Regions from separate parts of the Homo sapiens genome. Here region 2 is linked to region 1. A link is an interaction called in ENCODE POLR2A ChIA-PET data of the cell type or tissue named here. Cell type or tissue: PC-3. All regions are shown on one strand.

Evidence for each region. ChIA-PET counts read pairs that join two places held together with the same protein. Peaks named below come from ENCODE experiments on the same cell type or tissue, not always from the same donor. Only the 100,000 strongest peaks of a DNase experiment are listed, where the experiment ranks them.
Region 2: POLR2A ChIA-PET joins it to region 1 with 24 read pairs; 2 of 35 experiments call an interaction of 5 or more read pairs at or near these places.

Annotation. Positions count from the first base shown.
Region 1 is chr2:47,326,945-47,330,944 of GRCh38, forward strand. All of the region lies in intron 3 of EPCAM-DT (EPCAM divergent transcript), which reads right to left. Among named protein-coding and RNA genes, the nearest start is that of BCYRN1, 6.4 kb to the right of the region's middle. In PC-3, no CTCF peak of the experiment used is centred here; no DNase peak of the experiment used is centred here.
Region 2 is chr2:47,420,938-47,424,937 of GRCh38, forward strand. All of the region lies in intron 6 of MSH2 (mutS homolog 2), which reads left to right. Among named protein-coding and RNA genes, the nearest start is that of MSH2, 20 kb to the left of the region's middle. In PC-3, no CTCF peak of the experiment used is centred here; DNase peaks (open chromatin) are centred at 1,304 and 1,834; H3K4me3 peaks cover 1,006 bases; H3K27ac peaks cover 1,847 bases.

The sequences.
Region 1 (4,000 bases):
AAGTGAGTTTTTCTTACTGTCTTCTGTTCCTGGGTGGGATGGCAGAACAGGTTGAGCCAGATAACCAGTCCGGGTGATGTCAGCTGATCCATCAAGTGCAGGGTCTACAAAATATCTCAAGCACTGATCTTAGGTTTTACAATAGTGATGTTATCCCCAGGAGCAATTTGAGGAGGTTCAGACTCTTGGAGCCAGAGGCTGCATTACCACTAACCCGTAATTTCTAATCTTGTAGCTAATGTGTTAGCCCTGCAAAGGCAGACTGGTCCCCAGGCAAGAAGGGGGCCTTGGAAAAGGGCTGTTATCAATTTTGTTTCGGAGTCAAACCATGAACAGAATTCCTTCCCAAAGTTAGTTCGGCCTATGCCCAGGAATGTACAAGGACAGCTTAAAGGTTAGAAGCAAGATGGAGTTGGTTAGGTCTGATCTCTTTCACTGTCATAATTTCTTCAGTTATAATTTTTGCAAAAACAGTGTGTGGCACATATGGGCACTCAAGAATGCCAGCAGTGATTATTGGCCTGGCGCATTGGCTCACGCCTGTAATCCCCCAGCACTTTGGAGAGCCGAGGCGGGTGGATCACGAGGACAGGAGTTTGAGACCAATTTGGCCAACGTAATGAAATCCTGTCTCTACGAAAACCACAAAAAATTGGCCGGTGTGGTGGTTCATGCCTGTAATCCCAGCATTTTGGGAGGCCAAGGCGAGGGGATCACTTGAGGTCAGGAATTCGAGAGCAGCCTGGCCAACATGGCAAAACCCCGTTTCTACTAAAAATACAAAAATTAGCTGGGCATGGTGGCACATGCCTGTAGTCCCAGCTACTCGGGAGGCTGAGGCAGGAGAATGGATCACTTGAACCCAGGAGGCTGAGGTTGCAGTGAGCTGAGATCACACCATACACTCTAGCCTGGGCAACAAAGCGAGACTGTCTCAAAAAGGAAAAAAAAAAAATCTGCCATTGACTTGCAAATGAGGAATTGCTTCCAGGTTCTCAGCGACCATTTGCTACAGATATGCCAGGTAGTAAACTGGGAAGCCAAGAACCTGAGAGAAGCACCTGCTTGTCAGAGGGCAGGTTTTTGTTTGTTTGTTTGAAGAGAAACTTTTCCTAGTTTACTATTCCTTTTCAGAACACAGCCTCACAATACCTTCCACGTGTGTCAGATCTGTGTGCTCTTGGCTATTTGCTAAGAGGACATTACAGCATTGGTCCCTCTTGTGATTACAGGGGTACAGGGAGCTGAAATGTGGATCCCCTGAAAACTTTCATTACAATAAGAGAGAACTCAGGTGTGGTGGCTCACGCTTGTAATCCCTGCAATTCTGGAGGCTGAGGCAGGCAGATCACTTGAGTCCAGGAGTCTGAGACCAGACTGAGCAACAAGGTGAAACCCCATCTCTACAAAAAACACAAAAATTAGCTGGACGTGTTGGCACATGCCTGTAGTCCCAGCTACTTGGGAGGCTGAGGCAGGAGGATTGCTTGAGCCCAGAAGGTCGAGGCTGCAGTGAGCCATGATTGTACTACTGCACTCCAGCGTGGGCAACAGAGTGAGACCCTGTCTCAAAAAAAAAAAAAAAAAAAAGCTCACAGCTGGTTCCCTGAACTGGGGAGAATCCCATTCAGGTTAAGAAGACAAGATACATAGTCCTGGACTTCTAGAACAAACTGAAAATGCCAACTAGTTCCCAACTCCACACTCCTGGGAGTCGGCGACAGGTGCCCCCTACTAAAGGCAACATACTTTTGCTTTGGGCTATAGCTTTGGGGTCTCTGCTTAATTGGAAGCTGGAAGTTTGTAAGCAAAGGAGTTTCCATATTTCTTTATACTTTGAACAATATAATGGACATCTTAAATTTTTTTTGTTAGACTCTCTATTATTTTAGTCCCCAAGTGCCTTAAAAAGTATCCAGAGAGTCTTGCCTTTCAGAGTTGCCTTAATCCAGGTCTGGCTCCCCTTATCTGGGGTTCCCTCGGTTCTGCCCTCTGCTTTATGTTGTCCACATCCTCACTCTGGTGGCCAGATGGCTCAGTCAGGCCAACAAGGTCTCCAGGAAGAACAGGAAACAAGTCTACACCAACATTACTGGTGAGAGTCCCAAGAATCTCCCCGATTGGACAGCTCAGGTACCAGGTGCCCCTCTGAAGACTGTGACTGTGCTCAGGAGAATGGACTGTGCCAACCAGGGACCACCCCAGGAGCTGAGGGTAGGGTCCCCTTCCCCTGCAGATGTGGACATAGAAGATGGATAGGCTACCAACAATATCCATGGCACAATAGTTCCTGGCCTGCTCACACCTGTAATCCCAGCACTTTGGGAGGCCAAGGCGGGTGGATCACGTGAGGTTAGGAGTTTGAGACTAGCCTGGCCAACATGGCAAAACCCTGCCTCTACTAAAACTACAAAAATTAGCCGGGTGTGATGGCGGGCGCCTGTAATCCCAGCTCCTGAGGATGCTGAGGTATGAGAATCACTTGAACCCAGGAGGCAGAGGTTGCAGTGAGCCAAGATCGTGCCACTGCACTCCAGCCTGGGCGACAAGAGCAAGACTCTGTCTCAAAAAAAAAAAAAAAAAAAAAGATTTGGAATATTCAATAGGATGGTCAGAGAAGGGTGCATTGATGAGGTGACATTTGAGCAAAGGCCTGAAAGAGAAGAGTAATCAAGCCCCTGCAGATTGCAGGGAGAAGGGCTTTCTAAGCAGAGGGAGAGCAAGTGCAAAGACCCTGGAGTGGGGGCCGGTCCAGGGTGATGAAGGAACAGCCAGGAGGGTTGAGTAGCCACAGAAGAGTCAAAGTATTTGGTGTTCAGGGCTGTGCTTGGCACTCAGAGCAACTAGAGAGAAGGGACAGTGCCATCCTTGGTCTCAAAGAGGCAATGAGCCTCTAAAGTGCACACAGCAAATGCTAAAAAAAATAGCACATCTAGAAAAAGATGGAGCCTTCCTCATGCTGTATGAGTGCAGGAAGGAAAGCTCAGGGACTGGAGCAGCCAGAGAGGGCTTCAAGGAGAAGATGGACATCACCTGGAGAGGCATAGGACAGGCAGGGAGAAAGTGTGGACACAGCGGGTGCCTTTGAGGCGTTCTGTTTAAATATCAGCCTCATTCACTGTGCACTGAGCAACTGGGAATTATTACAGCTTGAGATTTTTAAAGACAAATCAGCTAAGGTCCATAACATGCTGGTACTTCCTCTCAGGAAGAGAAATTCTCAATCAAGACTTGTGTCTTCTTCTCATTAAAAAGCTCTTATTGTGGCTGGGTGAGGTGGCTCACGCCTGTGATCCTATCACTTTGGGAGGCCGAGGCAGGTAGATCACTTGAGATCAGGAGTTCAAGACCAGCCTGGCCAATATGGTGAAACCCCATCTACTAAAAATATAAAAATTAGCCGGGCGTGCTGGCCCATGCCTGTAACCCCAACTACTCAGGATGCTGAGGCAGAAGAATCGCTTGAACCCAGGAGGCGGAGGCTGCAGTGAGCTGAGATCGTGCGATTGCACTCCAGCCTGGGTGACAAAGCAAGACTCTGACTCCAAAAAAGAAAAAAAAAAGTCCTATTGTACAGTAAGAACCTCTTCTATTTTCTCTTTTTGTTTTTTCTGGGCGACAATGTCTTGCTCTGTCACCCAGGCTAGAGTGCAGTGGCACAATCATTGCTCACTGTAGCCTGTGGGCTCCAGTGATCCTCCTATCTCAGTCTCCTGAGTAGCTGGGACTATGGACACACACCACCACGTTGAGCTAATTTTTAAATTTTTTGTAGAGATGTGGTCTCACTAGGTTGCCTAGGCTGTTCTTGAACTCCTGGGCTCAAGCAATCCTCCCACCTTGAACTCCCAGAGTGCTGGGATTACAGGTGTGAGCCACCATGCCAGGCTGGAACCTCTTCAAGATATCAACATTGAAGCAGCATGTGGGAAGCTGTAGTGGGCAGAAAAAGGCTTAGCTGTAGCGGGCAGAGAAGATTGGATGGCCCAAGACCAGTCTC
Region 2 (4,000 bases), 94 kb after region 1:
ATGTCTCTGGCTGGGCGAGGTGGCTCATGCCTATAATCCCAGCACTTTGGGAGGCCAAGGCAGGCAGATCACCTGAGGTCAGGAGTTCAAGACCAGCCTGACCAACATGGAGAAACCCTGTCTCTATTAAAAATACAAAATTAGCTGGGTGTGGTGGCATATGCCTGTAATCCCAGCTACTCAGGAGGCTGAGGCAGGAGAATCGCTTGAACCTGGGAGGCGGAGGTTGCGGTGAGCCAAGATCTCACCATTGCACTCCAGCCTAGGCAACGAGCAAAACTCCATCTCAAAAAAAAAAAAAAAAAAAAAAAGATTGCTATGTTAATCTTATTTATTTATTTATTTATTTTGAGACAGAGTCTCACACTATTGCCAGGGCTGGAGTGCAATGGCATAATCTTAGCTCACTGCAACCTCCGCCTCCCGGGTTCAGGTGATTCTCCTGCCTCAGCCTCCTGAGTAGCTGGGATTACAGGCGCCCGCCACCACGCCTGGCTTATTTTTTGTGTTTTTTAGTAGAGACGGGGTTTCACTACGTTGGCCAGGCTGGTCTTGAACTCCTGACCTTGTGATTTGCCCACCTCAGCCTCCCAAAGTGCTGGGATTACAGGCGTGAGCCACCGTGCCTGGCTTATGTTAATCTTATTTTATATAAAAAGAAATAATATTAAACTAGAAGGCAATAAAAATGCCAAATTCAATACACAAATTATTTTGTCAGCATTTCCACAAGAATAAACTATTTTATATGCTAACATATGTTCAATGTTCCTTACAGAATTCTGACATTAAAAATGAAAAATTACCAAAGCTTCAGATGAATCTATAAATGGACAAAAGAAAAAGCTTAAAAGGATAAAGAGCAACACTCCAAGTGCATGTATAAACATAAGGACTCTTGGGACTTAACCTTTTTAAAAATCTTTAGGCCTAGCACAGTATTTGCTATTTAATGTATCAAATGGGTGGTTTTGACTTCATTAATCCATATATAGGACAGATGAAAAAAAGAATTATAGACTTGTAATTACAGTTCTTTAGGAACCATATTTGCTCTCAGCCTTTTAAATACGCTGTCAGGCAATTCCAGTCAGCACTTTTGAAAAAAACCTACCTACCTACCTACCTACCTATCTATCTATCTATCTATCTAGAGACTGAGTTATAAGACTAGCTAGTTTTTGTATTTTTTGCAGAGACAGGATTTCATCATGTTTTCTAGGCTGTTCTTGAACTCCCAGGCTCAAGCCATCCACCCGCCTCAGCCTCCCAAAGCGCTGGGATTACAGGCGTGAGTCACCATGCCCAACCAATTCCAGTCAGCTCTTAAAATGAAAGCCTAGAAATGGTAGGGTTAAAGAGGGGACAGAATGTTGATTTTAAAATACCTAGAATTTGGCCAGGTGCAGTGGCTGTAACCCAGCACTTTGGGAGGCCAAGGTGGCCGGATTGCCTTGGCCTGCCTCAGCCTCCCAAAGTGCTGGGATTACAGGTGTGAGCTCAGGAGTTCGAGACCAGCCTGGGCAACACGGTGAAACCCCTTCTCTAGTAAAATACAAAAAATTAGCTGCATGTGGCGGCGTGCACCTGTGGTCCCAGTTACTTGGGAGGCTGAGGCAGGAGAATTGCTTGAACCTGGGAGGCAGAGGTTGCAGTGAGCTGAGATTGCGCCACTGCACTCCAGCCTGGGCAACAGAGTGAGACTCTGTCTCCAAAAAAAAAAAACCCCAAGAATTTGATTAATTCTGTTGGAATTTTAAGAGTTAACTGATCCCCAAAATGACTCAGCTGTATGCAATTTAATGCAATATTAATTCGCATGTTGACTCTCAGAATTGCATACAGCTGAGTCATTTTATTGAGTAGGATTGATAAGTATACTATGTTATGCCAACAGTAACTGTGATGCTTCTAAAATTGTGATTTTTAAATTGGCATTGTCACAGAAACAGCAGAGTAGTTGTTTTTTTCTTTAAGCTTCTTTTAGCCAGAAACATAAACTGAAACTGTAATTATTACTGCAATCGTATGTTGAATAGACTTGTGAAACTAGCAATTTATTAGGCTTTTAATGATATCTGGACCAAAGGCTGAGGGAGCTGTGCTGTGTGTATGTTGCTTTGTGCTTTGTTTTTTAGAAGCTTGTCGTTTCTTTGCCATTTTACTTCTTTCTTTTTTTTTGAGACGGAGTCTTGCTCTGTCCCCCAGGCTGGAGTGCAGTGGCGCAGTTTCCGCTCACTGCAAGCTCCGCCTCCTGGGTTCACTCCATTCTCCTGCTTCAGCCTCCCAAGTAGCTGGGACTACAGGCGCCCACCACCACGCCCGGCTAATTTTCTGTATTTTTTAGTAGAGATGGGGTTTCACCATGTTACCCAGGATGGTCTTGATCTTCTGACCTTGTGATCCGCCCGCCTCGGCCTCCCAAAGTGCTGGGATTACAGGCTTGAGCCACCACGCCTGGCCCATTACCCATTACTTGTTTCTTAATGTTACATTCTCTTTCCCTCTTTTTTTTTTTTTGTTTTTTGAGATGGAGTTTCGCTCTTGTTGCCCAGGCTGGAGTGCAACGGTGCCATTTTGGCCCACTGCAACCTCTGCCTCCCAGGTTCAAATGATTCTCCAGCCTCAGCCTCCCAAGTAGCTAGGATTACAGGCACCTGCCACCACGCCCAGCTAATTTTTGTATTTTTAGTAGAGATGGGGCTTTGCCATGTTGGCCAGGCTGGTCTTGAACTGCTGACCTCAGGTGATCTGTCTGCCTCAGCCTCCCAAAGTGCTGGGATTACAGGTGTGAGCCACTGCACCCAGTCCTTAATGCTACTTTATAGGTGAAAATTGTGAAATAACTTAAATTTCATTTTAATTAAAGTTAATTTTTGGGAAATTAACGAAAGGTTGACATTTTATTCTTTTGAATATTGCAGTTGTTATTTGGGTTTAAATTGGGGGGCTTAGGAAGGAAAGAAGCCTGATGGTTGTTTCTGAATTTTCTGAAAATTATGTTTGATATGCTGTATATGAAATCCAGCTTGGAGAGAATATGTCCATTGTTAAGGAAAAATTAATGAAGATTTGATCTAGATAAGGCATTCCAATCATTTGGAAGTGGTTTGAGTATCTTTTTTTCTTTTTTTAATTTGAGACAGAGTCTTGCTCTGTGGAGTGTAGTGGTGCAATCTTGGCTCACTGCATCCTCCACCTCCCGGGTTCAATCAAGCAATTCTCCTGCTTCAGCCTCCCGAGTAGCTGGGATTACAGGTATGGGCTACCATCCCCAGCTAATTTTTTTTTTTGGATGGAATCTTGCTCCCGTCGGGCAGGCTGGAGTGCAGTGGTGTGATCTCAGCTCACTGCAACCTCCACCTCCCAGTTTCAAGCGATTAAGTGATTCTCCTTCCTCAGCCTCCCGAGTAGCTGGGATTACAGGCGTGTGCCACCACGTCGCCACCACGTCTGGCTAATTTTTGTATTTTTAGTAGAGACAGGGTTTCGCCATGTTGGCCAGGCTGGTCATGAACTCCTGACCTCAGGTGATCCACCTGCTTGGCCTCCCAAAGTGCTAGGATTACAGGTGTGAGCCACTGTGCCTGGCTTAAGTTTTGTATTTTTAGTAGAGACGGTGTTCCATCATGTTGGTCAGGCTGGTGTCAAACTCCTGACCATGCGATCCGCCTGCCTCGGCCTCCCAAAGTGCTGAGATTACAGGCGAGAGCCACCGTGCCCGGCCTGTTTGAGTATCTTTTAAAACCAGTAAGGACAAACTAGAGGTGTCAGCTCTCTTCATGGGCTTTGGAGAAACAAGACAAAAAGGAAAGAGATGTTTCGCCGGGCGCGGTGGCTCACTCCTGTAATCCCAGCACTTTGGGAGGCTGAGGACAGCGGATCACCCGAGGTCAGGAGTCAAGACCAGAGCCATTGCACTCCAGCCTGGGCAACAAGAGCACAACTTTATCTCAAAAAAAAAAAAACCAAAAAAGAAACAGGAAAGAGATGTTTTGAT